Regions from separate parts of the Homo sapiens genome. Here region 2 is linked to region 1. A link is a loop called in an ENCODE intact Hi-C map of the cell type or tissue named here. Cell type or tissue: endothelial cell of umbilical vein. All regions are shown on one strand. Links, peaks and the distances in the headings refer to the core of each region. The heading gives the core; the rest is flanking DNA. Region 1 overlaps MSN (moesin). Region 2 has its middle 23 kb from the start of MSN.

Region 1 (8,336 bases), core at 270-8,269:
TCTGATTGTAATTTCAAAGTCTCCTCCTCTTCCTGCCTGCAGACCTTACTTTGCTGGGTGCTAACCTCAAGGTTCCTGTCATGGGGATCTCTGGGCCAGAAAGCATTTTGGATGACCAGAGATCCCTGGTCCTGTTCTCTCATTTCAACAGCATCAAGGCCATGTGTTGTTTCTTTGAACTTTTCAGATGGAAAGAATCACCTGAGGCATTTGTTAAAATGCTAATTCCCCAGCGTCTTCTCTGGAGAGTCCATTTCAGTAAGCTTGGGGTGGTGTCCAGAAGTCTGGACTTTTTGACCAGTGCCAAATTCTTATGGTAAGCTAAGTTTGGGATATACCTCATTAAGCACTGCACAACACTCCTGCCATGGTGGCATCATTATGCCCACGTTACAAGTTGAAATTTAAGAGTTCATGGTTTATTATTGGTAGACCTGGATCTTGAGATCAGGTTTTCAGAATACAAAGCTATGTTCCTCTTACTACAGAGACATTACTTTAGTGCACAGTGGTGTATGTGATGGTGTGTAGTGATGATTTTAGGTAGGGAGGAGCAGGGATAATCCCTGCACTACTTTACAAATAGGGAGGCCAAGGTGCAGAGGGATTTGAGGGCAGTAGCAGAACTGACTGCATCCTTGCATCCTTGATCTTTTGTGGATGTGGACCGTATTCAATTGGCTTTTTTTTTTTTTTTTGAGACGGAGTCTTCCTCTGTCGCCTGTCGCCCATGCTGCAGGACAGTGGTGCAATCTCGGCTCACTGCAACCTCTGCCTCCCGGGTTCAAGCGATTCTCCTTCCTCAGCCTCCCAAGTAGCTGGGACTACAAGAATGCACCGCTACACCTGGCTAATTTTTGTATTTTTAGTAGAGACGGGGTTTCACCATGTTGGCCAGGCTGGTCTTGAACTCCTGGCCTCAAGTGATCTGCCCGCCTTGGCCTCCCAAAGTGTTGGGATTACAGGCGTGAGCCACCGCACCCGGCCTTTCAGTTGCTCTTTACTTGCTGTGTTTCCCTTCTATCAGACATCCCTCTAGTCATATTAACACCATCCCAGGCCAGGCGTGGTGGCTCACGCCTGTAATCGCAGCACTTTGGGAGGCAAAGGCGGTCGAATCACTTAAGGCCAGGAGTTCAAGACCAGCCTGGACAACAGGGTGAAACCCCTTCTCTACTAAAAATACAAAAATTAGCCAGACATAGTGGTGGGTGCCTGTAATTGCAGCTACTTGGGAGGCTGAAGCAGGGGAATTGCTTGAACCCGGGAGACGGGGGTTGCAGTGAGCCAAGATCACGCCATTGCACTCCAGCCTGGGTGACAGAGTGAGACTCTGTCTAAAACAAAACAAAACAAAACAAAACAAAAACAGTTTGTGATCTTCTGGATACCATCTGAGGGAGTTTGGAGGTCCCAGTGGGTTGTGTTGAGGGTTGCAGACTTGTGTGTGTTAATGGGACATAACTGGAGAAAATGGCAAGGCAGAGTCCAGAATAAGGAAGGAAGATCAGGCAGCCTTTGAAAATAATAAGGCAGCATAGGTGCTGTGTTGTGCTCTGCCTTTCCATAGGATTCTGCTTCTTGGGGAGGAAATCCCCATCTCTCTCAAGAGATAAAATATTTAAAATAATGCTGGAATACATGTGTATTTAACTGTTGTGCATGGTTTCACATTGTCTTGCCAACTAGAAATGTAATCACCTTTTAGTTTTCCCTGAAAGTGAGAGTCCTTTATGCTAGAAGGGCTCTTTAGAGGTCTTCTTGGGCAGCCCCTAGCCCTCTGTAGTGAAACAGGTTTTTGTTTTAAATTATTCCTGACAGGTAGGATATTCGTCATAATATGGCTAAAAGGGGAGGGATTAGTAATCATCACATTCTACTTATGATGTGTCAAGTACTTTCATGTCTATTATTATTATTATTTTTATTTTTATTACTGTTCAATTATTTTCTTCCTCCAGTGTCAAACATGTCTGTTATGTTAACTTAAATCTCCCAATAACCCTGTACTGAGGTCGATATTATTAGACCCGTTTTATAGATTAGGAAACTGAATTTTAGAAAGAGGAAGGTCAAAAAGGCTCCAAAGCTCAAAATGCTGAGACCATTATTTCCAGGACAAGGGCTCCTGGGTTTTCTGTGGGTTTCCCAGATACTAGATTTGGTTCTTAGCTTACCAGCAAGGTAGGTAGGAAGCCAACCTTAGCCTACCCCTGGGGTTGAAAACAGAGGTTTTTTGTTTTTTGTTTTTTTTTGACAGGATCTCTCTCTGTTGCACAGGATAGAGTGCAGTGGCAAGATTTTGGCTCACTGCAACCTCTGCCTCCTGTGTTGAAGCAAGCGATTCTCATGCCTCAGCCTCCTAAGTAAGTATTAGTAGCTGGGACTACAGGCGTGCGCCACCATGCCCAGCTAATTTTTGTACTTTTTGTAGAGACAGAATTTCGCCATTTTGCCCAGGCTGGTCTTTAACTGGGCTCAAGCGGTCTGCTTGCCTCACCCTCCCAAAGTGCTGGGATTACAGGCATGAGCCACCACGCTCAGCTGGAAACAGAGCTTTTTGATTAGGGCCAGAAGCGTCCCCCTGCAACTGCATATTTGACTAATCCTGGCTTCAGCAGTTTTAACATTCCCATGAGCAATAGATGGAACCCAAGTTTGGGTTTGGATCAGCTCCAGTGTGCTTCAGAAGTATGATGCTGGAGGTTGCTGGAGTCTGTTCCTAAGCAGAGGGAATAGAGCCCTCTTCTGGCACCCTGGGCAGAGCTGGCATATTCAGGCAGCCAAAAATGGTCAGTTTCCAGTCTACAAATACTTCCTGTAAAACTTGCTGGCAGGAAGCTGGGTCAAGCAGGAAAGTGACGCTAAAGAGTGAAGCCCAGCTAGGTGTGGCCCCGGATAGGGGCTTTGCCCATCTGGAGACTTACTTTATTAATGATGGGTCTGCACTTCTTTTATTTCAGCAGCTTTGAAGTTTTATGGGAGTTGAAGGAATCTGTTGTTCTTGGCTGCCTGGATATGAACCCATTACTCAAATTCCCTTCCTCTTTCTCTGCTCTGTGCCCTCCTCAATCCCCAGCTTGAGTCTTGGCTATGCCTATTACTGGGGGCCTTCCCAACCAGTTGCTATTCAAGTTTTTCCAAAGAAAACAGTTCTGGAAACAGGGCTCTCTGAGTTCTCCTTCCATGGTGTTATAAAATATTTAGTCTCCCTAGAATGGGTGGTGGTGATTGTCTCAGATCCTGAAAGTTAGGCCTGCCCTCTGTTGAAAGCTAAACTTCCAAGCAGTGCCAGCTTGGAGTTTTTCACGGAAACAAATTGATCCAGCCTCCTCCACATAGTTTTTTTTTTAGATCAATAATAGTATGCTTGAAGTATCTACTGTTTTCTAAATGTCAGGCTGGCACTATGGCTTACTAAATAGGCTAGTGGATCAAAAGCCAGGTTTTTTTTTTTTTTTTGAGATGGAGTCTTGCTCCGTCACCCAGGCTGGAGTGCAGTGGCGCAATCTTGGCTCACTGCAATCTCCGCTTCCCGGGTTCAAGCAATTTTCCTGTCTCAGCCGCCCTAGTAGCTGGGACAACAGGCACACAACACCATGCCTGGCTAATTTTTTGTATTTTTAGGAGAAACAGGATGTCACCATATTGGTCAGGCTGGTCTCGAACTCCTGACCTCAGGTGATCCTCCCACCTTGGCCTCCCAAAGTGCTGGGATTACAAGTGTGAGCCACCGCGCCCAGCCTCAAAAGCCAGGTTTTTAGCCCCTCCTCCCACACTGCCTAGCAGCTGTGTGGCTCTGGGCCAGTGCCTACCTTTCTTTGGACCTCAGTTTCCCCAGCTGTATGTTGCAAGGTTCGAATCGAGTGATCTCTGACGTCTTTTTCAGGTCTGACAGTTTGGGATTCTGGACTGTTTATTTTCTTAGAGGACAAGTTGAAGTTCAGAAGGGAGAAGCCATATGAGATTCTAGGATGCATGGGTTGAAATAATGAGAAAATGTAAAAAGAGGAATGGCCATGCTAAGGAGCTGGTGTGTCAGCCCATGTGCCTAAGAAGGAGAGATGAGTTGGGGCTGGAGAGTATTTGCCCTGGGGGTATGGTTTGGCTAAGGTGATTTTGAAAGTAAGAACTGAAGTTAGGTTCAGACACTAAGCAGATGGTTTTCTTCCTGACTTTCACGTGTGGAGAGAAAAACAAGAGGGGTTTACCTGGGCCTGAGGTTGAACAAAAGGCCATGCAATTACGGCTGGATTAACGAAGAAACTAACTTGCTAAAGTGACATCACTGTTTCTGATTTTTTTCTTTCAATTTTCACCTCTGACCTGAACTCTGCTCCCACAGGGACAAGGTGGTTATATTTCCATTGCTAACCCTCACACATATGGTAATTGGAGGAGTAACTCTCAGTTTCCAGTGTGCCCTTGTCTTCCAGTTGAAATGCTTCTTGAGGAGCTTCGGATGACAGGGCTGGGTCAAAACAAATGAAAGGGGACCCTTGTCTCTGACGCCCTCTGGAGCAGTTGGAGTGGTTGAAGAAATACTGCTAACCCATTAAGGTGTGAGTGAGGTTGGGTGTTGTTCTCCTTTCTAGAAGCTACTGGGAAAAGGCACAGGCATAGGAAAGGTTAACCCCAGTCAGGTTTTATGGGCTGTATTGAGAGTCTGGAAGAGGTCCTAGCAGATAACTGTACCAGTTACCACTTCCAAGTCAACAGGGAAGAGGCTGACTTGCTGAGAAGTGAGTTAGTCAGTGAAGGAAGAGGAGGAGGAGCAGAATGGCCCCTAGGCTAAAGATTCAAAGCAAACCTTGTTTTCCCTCTTATGGAAAAAAGCTAGTTGAGACAGTGCTGTCATCCAGAGAGGCAAAACAGACCAGGACCTGCCCTGCCCTGCCTTGGCCCCACTCTTAGTAGCAGGAAATGGTGGGAACTGGAGCCTAAACAATGGAGTTTAGCTTCCGACCTGATGAAGGCAGTGTGAGTGACGCTGTGATGACTATTCTCTGGCCAAGGAAGATACTAGAACTCTGGGATTGCGTTGGTAGGGCACATCCTTCTTCTGGCTCCCCTGCCCCACTTATACTTGCCTTCTTCTCTACACCAGCAGCCCCACTGAAAGCCCAGCAGGGGTGGCCCCCTGGGGAGGTGGCAGGTGGAAATGAGGTCATTGAGCTCAGACCCAACTGGGCTGACTCACAACCTCTGCCCCAGTGAGACAAGGGGACCTTCCCAAGCAGTGCTTCCCAGATGTGCCCAGGCTTCCTATGCCAGAATGTTTGAGTCTTAGCCAAAATAGTTGCCAAGCCAGTGTCTGAAGACAACATGACAGGAGAGGTGGGTGGAGTTGTGGAAGGAGCTCCAGGAATGTCCAGAAGACCCGCCTCCACTACTTGTTGGCTGAGTAAATGTGACCTCAGTGATGTTAAGTGAGACTGTGTGTGATGAGGCCGACACATTGTTGGCATTCAGTAAGTGTTCATTTCCATCCTTCTGTCACCTGCCTCTATGCACTTCAGTTTTCTCATCTATGAAGTGGGGATGGTAATGTTCATCCCCTCAGCTCGGAGGTCCATGCTCCAGGCAAGTTACTTGTAATTATTTGACTTACTCTCTGCTTTTCTCTCTGACTCTTCCAAACTTCTCTCCAGGAAAGAGCCATCTTATAGTTCAGTGACATGGGGTAGGTGAGGGGAAACCATTGCTAATCCCTTTTGCTGTAGCTGGGCTACAGCTCACCTGGGTGCTTCTGATGATAGGCAAAGAGAGGGTTGCTTATTTGAAACTGGCAGGCCCAGACACCAAAGTACCTCTCAGCTGCTGGTGCCAAGACAGAGGTAGCATCTGGCCTGGTTACTTTTGTGTCTCAGCCCAGCTAACTGGAGACATGAGAGAGAACCCAGTTTGTTGAAGGCTTTGGACAGTGTACCACCGAGATGAGTTTGTTTGTGCTTAGTGAAGTGCTTGGTGTGGGAAGCGTCTATGTTGAATTGCTCAGTAAATAACAGTGGGCTTATTGTTCTTGGGCAACAGGTGGGAGGGCCAGTGCATGTGAGAGGATGACACTCCTCCTTCCCCAAACACACATGCAGACATTTTGTTATTGTTCCTTCAAACCTTAATGTTCTTCTGAGACACAGTCTTTAACCTCATGCTGTGCCTAGATCCTCAGGGCCTGGCTTAGGCAGGGATCTAGGCATATAAACAGTTCTCTTCTGGGGACTACATCTTGAAATGCTACCCCATCCGGGTCAGCTCCTGTATTCCTGTCAAACTGAAGGACTGGCTGGGAATTTTCTGCCAACTTTGGAAACTTCATTTTTAGGTTCTTTCCTCCCAAACAAGACCACTGTCTTCTCTTTAGGGAGAGAGCAGCGTCTAGGCCCGAAAAGAAGACCATGGGTGCCTACTAAGGGTGAGCATCCAGTGGGCCCTCTGTGGCAGTGGGTCTGGGCCTGCAGCCCATCTTGCACTCTTGAATCCCTGATTAATCTAAGAGAGAACAAAGGGACCTTCTTTGATCAGGACTTCTATCCTATCTATCACTTTCAGGCCCCAGCTGTTACTACCCTTACTCCCTGCTACCTCTGACACGTACACAGAAAACAGGAGAGCATAGACCAATGGCCTTGTCCTCATGACTTAGTTTTTTTCTAATTTTTAATTTTAAAATTTTTATTATTTTTTAACTTGATTTTTTTTTTTAAATAGAGATGGTCTTGCTATATTGCCCAGGATGATCTCTAGCTTCTGGCTTCAAGCTGTCCTCCCACCTTGGTCTCCCAAAGTGTTGGGATTTACAGGTGTGAGCTGCTGTACCCAGCCTAATTTTGATTTTTTTAACCTGACACATCATAATAAATGCATACATAAATTGTACATATTTATGGGGTACATAGCAGTGTTTTGATATATACAATATATAGTGATCAGATCAGAGTAATTAGCATACTCACCATCTCAAACATTTATCATTTCTTTTTGTGAGACAGGGTCTCACTATGTTGCCCAGGCTGGAGTGCAGTGGCATGATCTTGGCTCACTGCAACCTCTGCCTCCCAGGTTTAAGCGATTCTCCTGCTTCAGCCTCCCGAGTAGCTGGGATTACAGGTGTGTGCCACCATGCCCAGCTAATTTTTGTATTTTTAGTAGAGATGGGGTTTTGCCATGTTGGCCAAGCTGGTCTTGAACTCCTGACCTCAGGTGATCCGCCCACATTGGCCTCTCAAAGTGCGGGGATTACAGGTGTGAGCCACCGTGCTTGGCGGGGTGTTTAACTTTCTGTGCCTGGCTTATTTCACTTAACATAATGTCCTTCAGGCTCATCCATGTTGCTGCAAATGACAGGATTTTTATTTATTTATTTATTTATTTTGAGACGGAGTCTTGCTCTGTTGCCCAGGCTGGAGTGCAGTGGCATGATCTTGGCTCACTGCAACCTCCGCCTCTCGGGTTCAAGAGATTCTCCTGCCTCAGCCTCCTGAGTAGCTGGGATTACAGGCACACGCCATCACACCTGGCTAATTTTTGTAGTTTTAGTAGAGACGGGGTTTTGCTGTGTTGGCCAGGCTGGTCTTGAACTCCTGACTTCAGGTGATCTGCCCATCTCAGCCACCCAAAGTGTTGGGATTACAGGCATGAGCCACTGTGCCTGGCCAGGATTTCATTTTTTATGGCTGAATAATATTCCATTATGTATATATGCCACATTTTCCTTATCCATTCATCTGGTTTTGGACACTTGGGTTGATTCCATATCTTGGCTATTGTGATGTAGTGATGCAGTAAACACGAGGGTGCAGATATCTCTTGGATATACTGATTTTTTTTCCTTTGGATAAATAAATGGCTAGTAGTGGGATTGCTGGATCATATGGTAGTCCTATTTTTAGTTTTCTGAGAAACCTCCATACTGTTGTCCACAGTGGTTGTACTGGTTTACAGTGCTGCTAACAGGACTCACATTTGCTTCTGAGTTAAGTGGAGACAGGAATGGGAATTCTTTTGTGTTTGTTTTTCTTTCCAACTTTTTAAAAACCCAAAATTATTTATCTCCACATTGAAGTTCAGGAAACCTCAGGCTGCTATCCCTGGGGAAGAAGCCATAGTGGAATGGCAGAAACCCTGAGTAGAGATTCAGAAAAAACAGGTTCTGGTTGGGTTTCAGCTCACACCTTCTGATTTTAGTAGAGCCCTTTTACCAGGGTGATCCTCTACGAGGGAGGAAGCATGGCCAACCCTAGCCTCTCTGACATGCTTATTCATCACTCAGGATGGGCCCTTCTTTACCAATTGATTTATTTAATAAATATTTGTTTAACGAATATTTGATTACG
Region 2 (8,336 bases), core at 155-8,154, 61 kb before region 1:
AGTGAGACTCCATCTCAACAAAACAAACAAACAAAATGTCACCGTTAGAGAGATACTTCTGTGGGATAACACTAGCTTCTCCAATAATTCACTATTAAAATATCAGAACAGCATACTCCGTGGCCTGATATTATCATATCTCAGTTTATCAGCTTTAATTTATCAGTCTAGTAGGAAGCAGAGGGGAGTGGGTAGCAGATGGTGAGTTCTGATGGAGGGCAGAGAAAGGAGGAAAGGTATGATAGCCTAAATGTACTAGAAGGAAATATGTATTAATAATTTTATAATCTTAGCACAGAGCCAGGCGCAGTGGCTCACATCTGTAATCTCAGCACTTTGAGAGGCCGAGGTGGGCAGATTGCTTGAGGCCAGGAGTCCCAGATCAGCCTGGGCAACATGGCAAAACTCTGTCTCTACTAAGAATACAAAAATTAGCTGGGCGTGGTGGCTCATGCCTGTAATTCCAGCTTCTTGGAAGGCTAAGGAACGAGAATTGCTTGAACCCGGGAGGCGGAGGTTGCAGTGAGCCAAGGTCGCGCCATTGCACTCCAGCCTGGGGGACAGAGCAAGAATCTGTCTATAAATAAATAAATAAATCTTGGCATAAGACAGAAATAATAAAATAAGTATTATTTTAGTGGTACAGTTGACTACATAAATGTAAAATAAAAATTATTTTGTGTTGCAAAAGTTAAAGCAAATTCAAAAGACAAATGATAGGCTGGGTGTGGTTGCTCACGCCTGTAATCCCAGCACTTTGGGAGGCCAAGGCAGGCAGATCACTTGAGGTCAGGAGTTTGAGACCAGCGTGGCAAACATGGCAAAACCCCGTCTCTACTAAAAATACAAAAATTAGCTGGGCATGGAGGTGTGCGCCTGTAATCCCAGCTACTCGGGAGGCTGAGGCAGGAGAATCACTTGAGCCTGGGAGGCAGAGGTTTCAGTGAGCCGAGATCACGCCACTGCACTCCAGCCTGGGCAACAGAGTGAGACTCGGTCTCAAAAAAAAAAAAAAAGTGAAGTATATATATATATATATATATATATATATATATATATATATATATATATATTTTAGCATATTGACAGAGAGTAAAATGACTGATGATACCAAGTGTTGATGAGCATGTGGGGATAATAGCTCTTGTATCCATTTCTCATGGAAATGGAAGCTAGAAAACTGTCTCTGGAGACTGAAATCATGTATCAAAATTTAAAATTTGTTTACTGAGGAATAAATATAGCTAAGCGTGTAGAAATATATGCCTAAGGTTATTTATCATAAAATTGTTTGATAGTGTAAAATTGAAAACAACTCAGTGTTGGCCGGGCGCGGTGGCTCATGCCTGTAGTCCCAGCACTTTGGGAGGCCAAGGCAGGTGGATCACCTGAGGTTGGGAGTTCGAGACCAGCGTGACCAACATGGAGAAACCCTGTCTCTACCAAAAATACAAAATTAGCTGGGTGTGGTGGTGAATGCCTGTAATCCCAGCTACTCGGGAGGCTGAGGCAGGAGAATCGCTTGAACCTAGAAGGCGGAGGTTGCGGTGAGCCGAGAGTGTGCCATTGCACTCTAGCCTGGGCAACAAGAGCGAAACTCCATCTCAAAAAAAAAAAAAAAAAAAGAAAGAAACGAAAACAACTCAGTGTCCTTTGTTAGCAGAATGGTTAAATAAACTATAATACATCCATGCAATGAAACACTATGAAGCCACATAAAATGGTGAAATAGACCTATATTAATTGGCATGCAAAGATGCCCAAGAATACTGTTGAGTGAAAAAAAGCAGGTTATAAACCAGAATGTAGAGTGTACATTATGGTGTGTGTGTGTGTGTGTGTGTGTGTGTGTGTGTGTGTTATCCTGGATTATACTAATAAATATATTATTTTGGAAGAAAGGAGGTACATTGGGCAGAGTCCGCCAGGGTCCAGGTTTGGGCATGGCATACCACACAAAGCGACACAAGTCATAGACAAGTCACACAAACAAGTGACAAACTGGAGTCTGTCCAGAGGGAAGCAAGTAGGCTGAGAGGGAGTGGAACTCAAGTCAGGGAAACAGTTGAAGGATCTGGGCCAGAGAGAATGTAAATCTCAGGGAAACTGATTTTGACTTATATAAATGCAGCTCTTTGAATCCCTAGCTCTCCTGTGATTGAGTAGGCTGTCTAGCTAGGGACTGGGAGTGAGCTTCTCATCACTGAAGGTGTGTAAGGAGATGGTCAGGGAGTTAGATGACCTCTGAGTCCATTCTTTTCTAGTTTTTGAGAGGCTCAGACTTGACAAATGTGGACGTGCATGGCCTGCCTGAGGCTGATGGGAAAGTCAAGGGCAGGGGCCTCAGGGAAAAAAAACCAATGGGATCTGCTGTGAGTTAGAGCAAAGGCCAGTCAGCTTAGCTTCCCACCCCTATCCCCTCAGAGAGATCTCCCCTCCCTAGCCACCCCATCCCACTCGCTTCTCCCTTATCTCAGAGCATCTGACCTGTGGAAACTGCAGGTCTTCTAGCCCTTAGATTAGAATTCCTCCCTCCTCTTCCCTTCTTCTGAGTCAGAGAGCTTAAATTGGCTCTGTTATTAGGGTGAATAGGTAGGTGGTTACCTAGGTGGTGTGATTCCCAAGGGCACTAGACCTATTCCCTTGTTTCAAGATACCTCCCCAATGTCTGATTTTTCATTAGTGCTTTGTACTTTGAATCTTGAATGCTTTCCAAAATTCCTTTGCAAAAATGCCAATGATTCCGGGAAGAGGATCACCTTAAGCTGCCAGGAAAGGGGAGGGGTAGGGAAGGGCTTCTGTATTCTGCACAGGACTGCTTCTGAGTGTCTAGAGGAAGATTTGTAGGCTGGGAGGCTGGGCAAGGCAAGAGTGGGAGGAGACGTTTGGGGAGGGGTTTTTCTATTCAAGGGCCCAAGTACTCTGTGGTTAAATCTTAGAACCAGCTAGGCTCCATAGTTCCTAGGCCCAGCGCACATTCGAATCACCCAGAGAGCTTTTAAAAATATTGATGCTAGAAAGTTCTAGCAACTGTACTCAAGCTAGAAAGTTCTAATTTAATTGGCCTGGGGTGGTGTCCAGATATAGTTGTTTTTATAAAACTTCCCAAGTGATTCTAATGTGCAGCCAGGGCTATGAATCACTAAACCAAGAGAAGCCTAGTTAGATGTAATCTAGTTTGAGGGAGAAGAAAAAGGGGCTGGATTAGCTTCTTGGTCCCCTGTCAGGTGGGACCCACTGGGAAGGTATGGTATTACTCCATTGCTCCCTGGCTACAACCCATTGTCTCAAGGGTGATTGAGGGCTGGAAAGCTAATTACCTATGTAAGGTGACCTAACTTTCTGGTTTGCCTGGGACTTTCCTGGTTTTGAAACGGAAAGTTCTGCATTCCCAGCAAACTGGAAATGTTGGTCACCCTACACAGGGTGACTGCAAGTATTTAGACCTTAAGTTATTTGAGCACTGATTGGGACAACCACTTTTTTCTCTCCCTCAGTTTTCTCTTCTGTAAAATGGGGCCAGCTTTTAAATCCTTGTTCTGCCTCTCTCACTGGCTGCTGCAAAATGGAATAACATTAGCAAAAGGGCTCAGTGATATGTATAGCACTTCAGGATGGAATGTTATAAATAATAAGCAGTACCTGCCAGGCTGAAAAGGTCACAGGATGCTTGCCAATTAAATCTGTAACATCCTTTGTGGTGGTAGGCTGGCTTTCATATATTCTTTCCTTCTCTCCCATGAGTTCCTTTACCTTTTCCCCTAAATCCTAGGATATCAGAGCTGGAAGGGACCATAGACACTTCTTAGTCCTATCCCACCATCAAACAGATGGAAAGATGGAGGCCTAGAGAGGTAAAATAACTGATTCAAGATCATACAGTTTATTAGTGGCAGAGCTGGGGTTCAAACTTAGCACATCATTATGCCCAGCTCCGTCGTCTCAGAACTGCGTATCACTGACCAACCACCTCTCTGACCCCCATAATCCCATAAAAAGGACATTATGTTTTATTTATCCCACAAATACTATTTGAGTACAAAGAAAAAAGGAAGCTCAAGGGACAGTGGCAGCTCAGGGCAGGGGGAATCAAATTCAGACTGAGGAAGCAGCTATGGTCAGGGACTTCTCAGATGAGGTGAGCTGAGACTAGAATAAAAGTAATAGTTCTCCTGGTAAGTGGGGGAAGCCATTAGGGGAATGACATTCTAGGCAGTGGAAACATGTCCAATGACCCAGAGGAGGCAGACAACATGGCTTTTCAGTCCAATCCAGGGCTTGGGATTACTGGAGAGCAGGGTGATGGGACAAGAGATGAGACTGATCATATATGCCCTGTTAAGGAATTTGGACTTTTCCCTGTAGGTGTCAGAACACCATGAAGGGATTTAAATAGCCACTCATAACTCCAGGGCAAACAGAGGGGGATTTTAAAAACAATGGAAAAGTTAGAGTTACCCCCAATCTCAGAACAGAGCTAACAATCACTCTTCTAGCACAAACTGCCAAGTACTGGAGCTGATGCCAAGCCCTGAGTCATCCCTGGGCTACTGGGCTGGGAGGAGGCCCAGCCCCACCCTCCCCTGTCTGGGCTTGGTTTAGGCTGAGCCATGTAGACTCCAGGCCTAGGCTGGCAGGCCTTCAGGCTATCCTTCCCCAAGTGTGCTTCCCAGGCTGCTCTGAGCCTGGAGCTATCAGGACCCTCCTCGCTTCTGATAGCTGATAGCTGGCCTCTGACAATGCATCCCTCAAGGTCTCTGCTTTGCTTATTGCTCTCATCTGTATCAGTGGAGTTTTTCCTACCTCTCTTCTGGGCTTCATGTAATGAACCCTCCTACTCCCAGGTCTCGATAGCACAGATTTTCCTTTCTTTCTGCTCCCATGGATTTTCCCTAAAGCATGTTTGTCGGGAGTTGAGTGTCCAAAGCATTGCGGGGGCACAGAGAAGAAAGGGAGTTTCTGTAGGCGGGGCGGGGGTGGTGGTGAGGGGGACAGCTTTTCTTTTCTCAGAAAATGACATTTGACTTGTATTGTGAAGAGTGAGTATGAGTTGGTCAAGTGGAAAAAGATTATAAAACTGAGGAGCAGAAGGCTCAAAGACACAGAACTTTGAATCTATGTGGAAATGCTTAGGTGTGGCTCCAACATAGAGGAAACGCTTGGTGAGGTGAAACAGAGCAGGGATGAAGGAGGAAACATTGAGATAAAACTGCCCAGCTGCCTCCACCTTGATGGTTCATGGGTACCTCAAATTCACCATGTCCAAAAACTTCATTCTCTTCCTTCTGCTCCGCAAGTTGGTACTATTATAGGGCTTCTAATCACTAATTCCTATCTGTTCTGTAATACCTCTTTAATCCCTCAAATTTATCCTCTTCTCCCCATTTCTAATATAGGTCTAGTATCCCTAATCCGAAAAGTTGGCACTCAAAAAGTTTCAGATTTTGAAGCATTTTGAATTCTGGATTTTTGGATTAGAGATGCTCAATTTGTATAATGCAAATATTCCAAAATTTGGAAAAATCATAATTTCAAAACACTTCTGGTTTCAAGCATATTGGATAATGAATATTCAACCTCTACTACCATCCAAGTCCATAACTGAAGCATGAGTATATCTTTTCCTTTTGTTCAATAAAAACTGGGTGTCCCTTTTCACAGCTCAGTTGCATGTGACCTGTGGCTTCCATGTCTGTACTCTATTGTTAATAATTTCTCCTCTTTCATTTCTCCCCTCAACAGGGTTCCTCAGTTTTAACTTCCTGATCTTCACTTCTCTCATCCTGATTTTAAAGTTGTGTTTATTTAATTTTACAATTTTATTGCTTTCTTGTGGTGAGTTACTTCAAATCATTTGTGGAATGAGTTGAGAGATGAATGAGTTGAGAGATAGCTGGCCCAGAGGAGATAACGATAACATAGCTCACATCCTCATTATTTTTTGCCTGAGCTGTTACAATGGCTTCCAAACTGAGTTCTATATCCCCCATCTCATCTCATCCCCTCAATTCTGTCTTCCTTTGGCATGTGACATTATCTTTTCTAAAAACAAAAACCTGATCAAGTCACTTCCCTGCTTTAAAACTATAAGCAGTTTCTCATTATCCCGAGGATAACATTCAAGACCCCTAGTATGGCCGGGCGTGGTGGCTCACGCTTGTAATCCCAGCACTTTGGGAGGCCAAGGCGGGCTGATCACCTGAGGTCGGAAGTTCAAGACCAGCCTGTCCAACATGGAGAAACCCCATCTCTACTAAAAATACAATAAATTAGATGGGTGTGGTGGTGCATGCCTGTAATCCCAGCTACTCGAGAGGCTGAGGCAGGAGAATCTCTTGAACCCGGGGAGCGGAGGTTGTGGTGAGCCGAGATCGCACCATTGCACTCCAGCCTGGGCAACAAGAGTGAAGCTCCATCTCAAAACAAAACAAAACAAAACAAAAAAACAAACCCTAGTATGAGGTACAAGGCCCTTTGTGAATTCACCACCTCTCATTCACTCTTATTATAGACACTGGTTTTCAATAGAGATAAAAAGCAAACACTGTTCCTGCCTTAATGAAACTTATGGTTTACTTGGGGAGACAGACATTAATCAACTCAAGACTCAAATAATTGTATATTTGCAAACTGTAGTAAGTTAGTAAGTTCTATGGAGGAAAGGTGGTTAGTTTGCTCTATCTCTTTTTTTTTTTTTTTTTGAGATGGAGTCTTGCACTGTCATCCAGGTTGGAGTGCAATGGCGTGATCTCGGCTCACTGCAACCTCCACCTCCCGGGTTCAAGCAATTCTCCTGCCTCAGCCTCCCAAGCAGCTGGGATTACAGGTGCCTGCCACCACACCCAGCTAATTTTTTGGATTTTTAGTAGAGGTGGGATTTTGCCATGTTGGCCAGGCTGGTCTCGAACTCCTGACCTCGTGATCCGCCCACCTCGGCTTCCCAAAGTGCTGGGATTACAGGCGTAAGCCACTGCACCCAGCCAGGTGGTTAGTTCTCTAAGGACATGTGGTAGGGATCCTGACATATGGTGGGTTTTAGAGAGTTCCACAAGTAGTGATATTTGATCTAAAGGAAGGATTGAATTGGTGTTAACTAGGTAAATGGTGAAGGTGGGGAAACATGTGCTCCCCTGCAGAATGCATAGTATGCAAAGACCTTCATGGGGGATGGATTGGAGGAAGCATAACACATTTTAGAGATGGAAAAATGGCTAGTGTGGCTGGAATGCAAGCAGTGACAGAGAGAGTTGGTAGAGAGAGGCTAGAGAAATAGGTAGGAGCCATACCATAAATGCCTTTTAAAGGCCATGACAACGATTCTTTTCATCATAAAAGCACAGGGGAGAAGCCATTGAAGGTTTTTAAGCTGGAGAATGACATGATTTTGCATATTGAAAATATTTCTCTGGCTTCTTTGTGGACAAATGGATGGAGGAGAGCCAAAAAGGATGTGGGAAAATCAGTTAGGAACCTGATGTAGTTGTCCATTCGACTGGGCTGGGACCAGGGTAGTGGCAGTGGACATAGAGAGAAGCAGACAGATTTGAAAGTTTTTAGAATGGCTCATTGATAGAACTTAGCAGTGGGTTGAAATGGCTGGAGGGGGTGGGGGGGGCGTGAGGAAAAAGAAGATATTAAAGATGACTCTTAGATCTCTGGAAGGGGACAAGTTTGAGGAGAGGAATGATCAGAAGGGTTTTTGAGGCCTGGAGTGGTCACTCATGCATTTAATCCCAACACTTTGGGAGGCGCGGTGGCTCACGCCTGTAATCCCAGCACTTTGGGAGGCCGACGTGGGCAGATCGCCTGAGGTCAGGAGTTCAAGACCAGCCTGGCCAACGTGGTGAAACCCCTTCTCTACTAAAAATACAAAAATTAGCCGGGCGTGGTCGTGGGCGCCTGTGATCTCAGCTACTTGGGAGGCTGAGGCAGGAGAATTGCTTGAATCTGGGAGGCAGAGGTTGCAGTGAGCCAAGATCGTGCCACTGCACTCCAGCCTGGGCAACAGAGAGAGACTCCGTCTCAAAAATAAAAGTAAAAATAAAAAATAAATAAAAGAGAGGACTGGACGTGGTGGCCCACGCCTGTAATCCCAGCACTTTGGGAGGCCGAGATGGGTGGATCACGAGGTCAGAAGATCAAGACCATCCTGGCTAACACGGTGAAACCCCGTCTCTACTAAAAATTAGCCAGGCGTGGTGGCACGCACTTGTAATCCCAGCTACTTGGGAGGCTGAGGCAGGAGAATCGCTTGAACCTGGGAGGCGGAAGTTGCAGTGAGCCGAGATCATGACACTGCACTCCAGCCTGGGTGACAGTGTGAGCCTCCATCTCAA

Evidence for each region. A loop is a pair of places that touch in the nucleus more often than their neighbours do. Peaks named below come from ENCODE experiments on the same cell type or tissue, not always from the same donor. Only the 100,000 strongest peaks of a DNase experiment are listed, where the experiment ranks them.
Region 2: it touches region 1 in a loop (4-fold over the local background); 7 of 110 quality-filtered maps call a loop at or near these places.

Annotation. Positions count from the first base shown.
Region 1 is chrX:65,701,326-65,709,661 of GRCh38, forward strand. The region is part of intron 1 of MSN (moesin); the gene reads left to right. Among named protein-coding and RNA genes, the nearest start is that of MSN, 38 kb to the left of the region's middle. RefSeq lists a silencer at 2,830-3,002 and an enhancer at 5,261-5,320. In endothelial cell of umbilical vein, for the core only: a CTCF peak has its summit at 2,761 (motif pointing left); DNase peaks (open chromatin) are centred at 2,776, 4,856 and 5,086; H3K27ac peaks cover 4,714 bases.
Region 2 is chrX:65,640,529-65,648,864 of GRCh38, forward strand. It overlaps a transcript of MSN not described here. Among named protein-coding and RNA genes, the nearest start is that of MSN, 23 kb to the right of the region's middle. In endothelial cell of umbilical vein, for the core only: no CTCF peak of the experiment used is centred there; a DNase peak (open chromatin) is centred at 4,523; H3K27ac peaks cover 938 bases.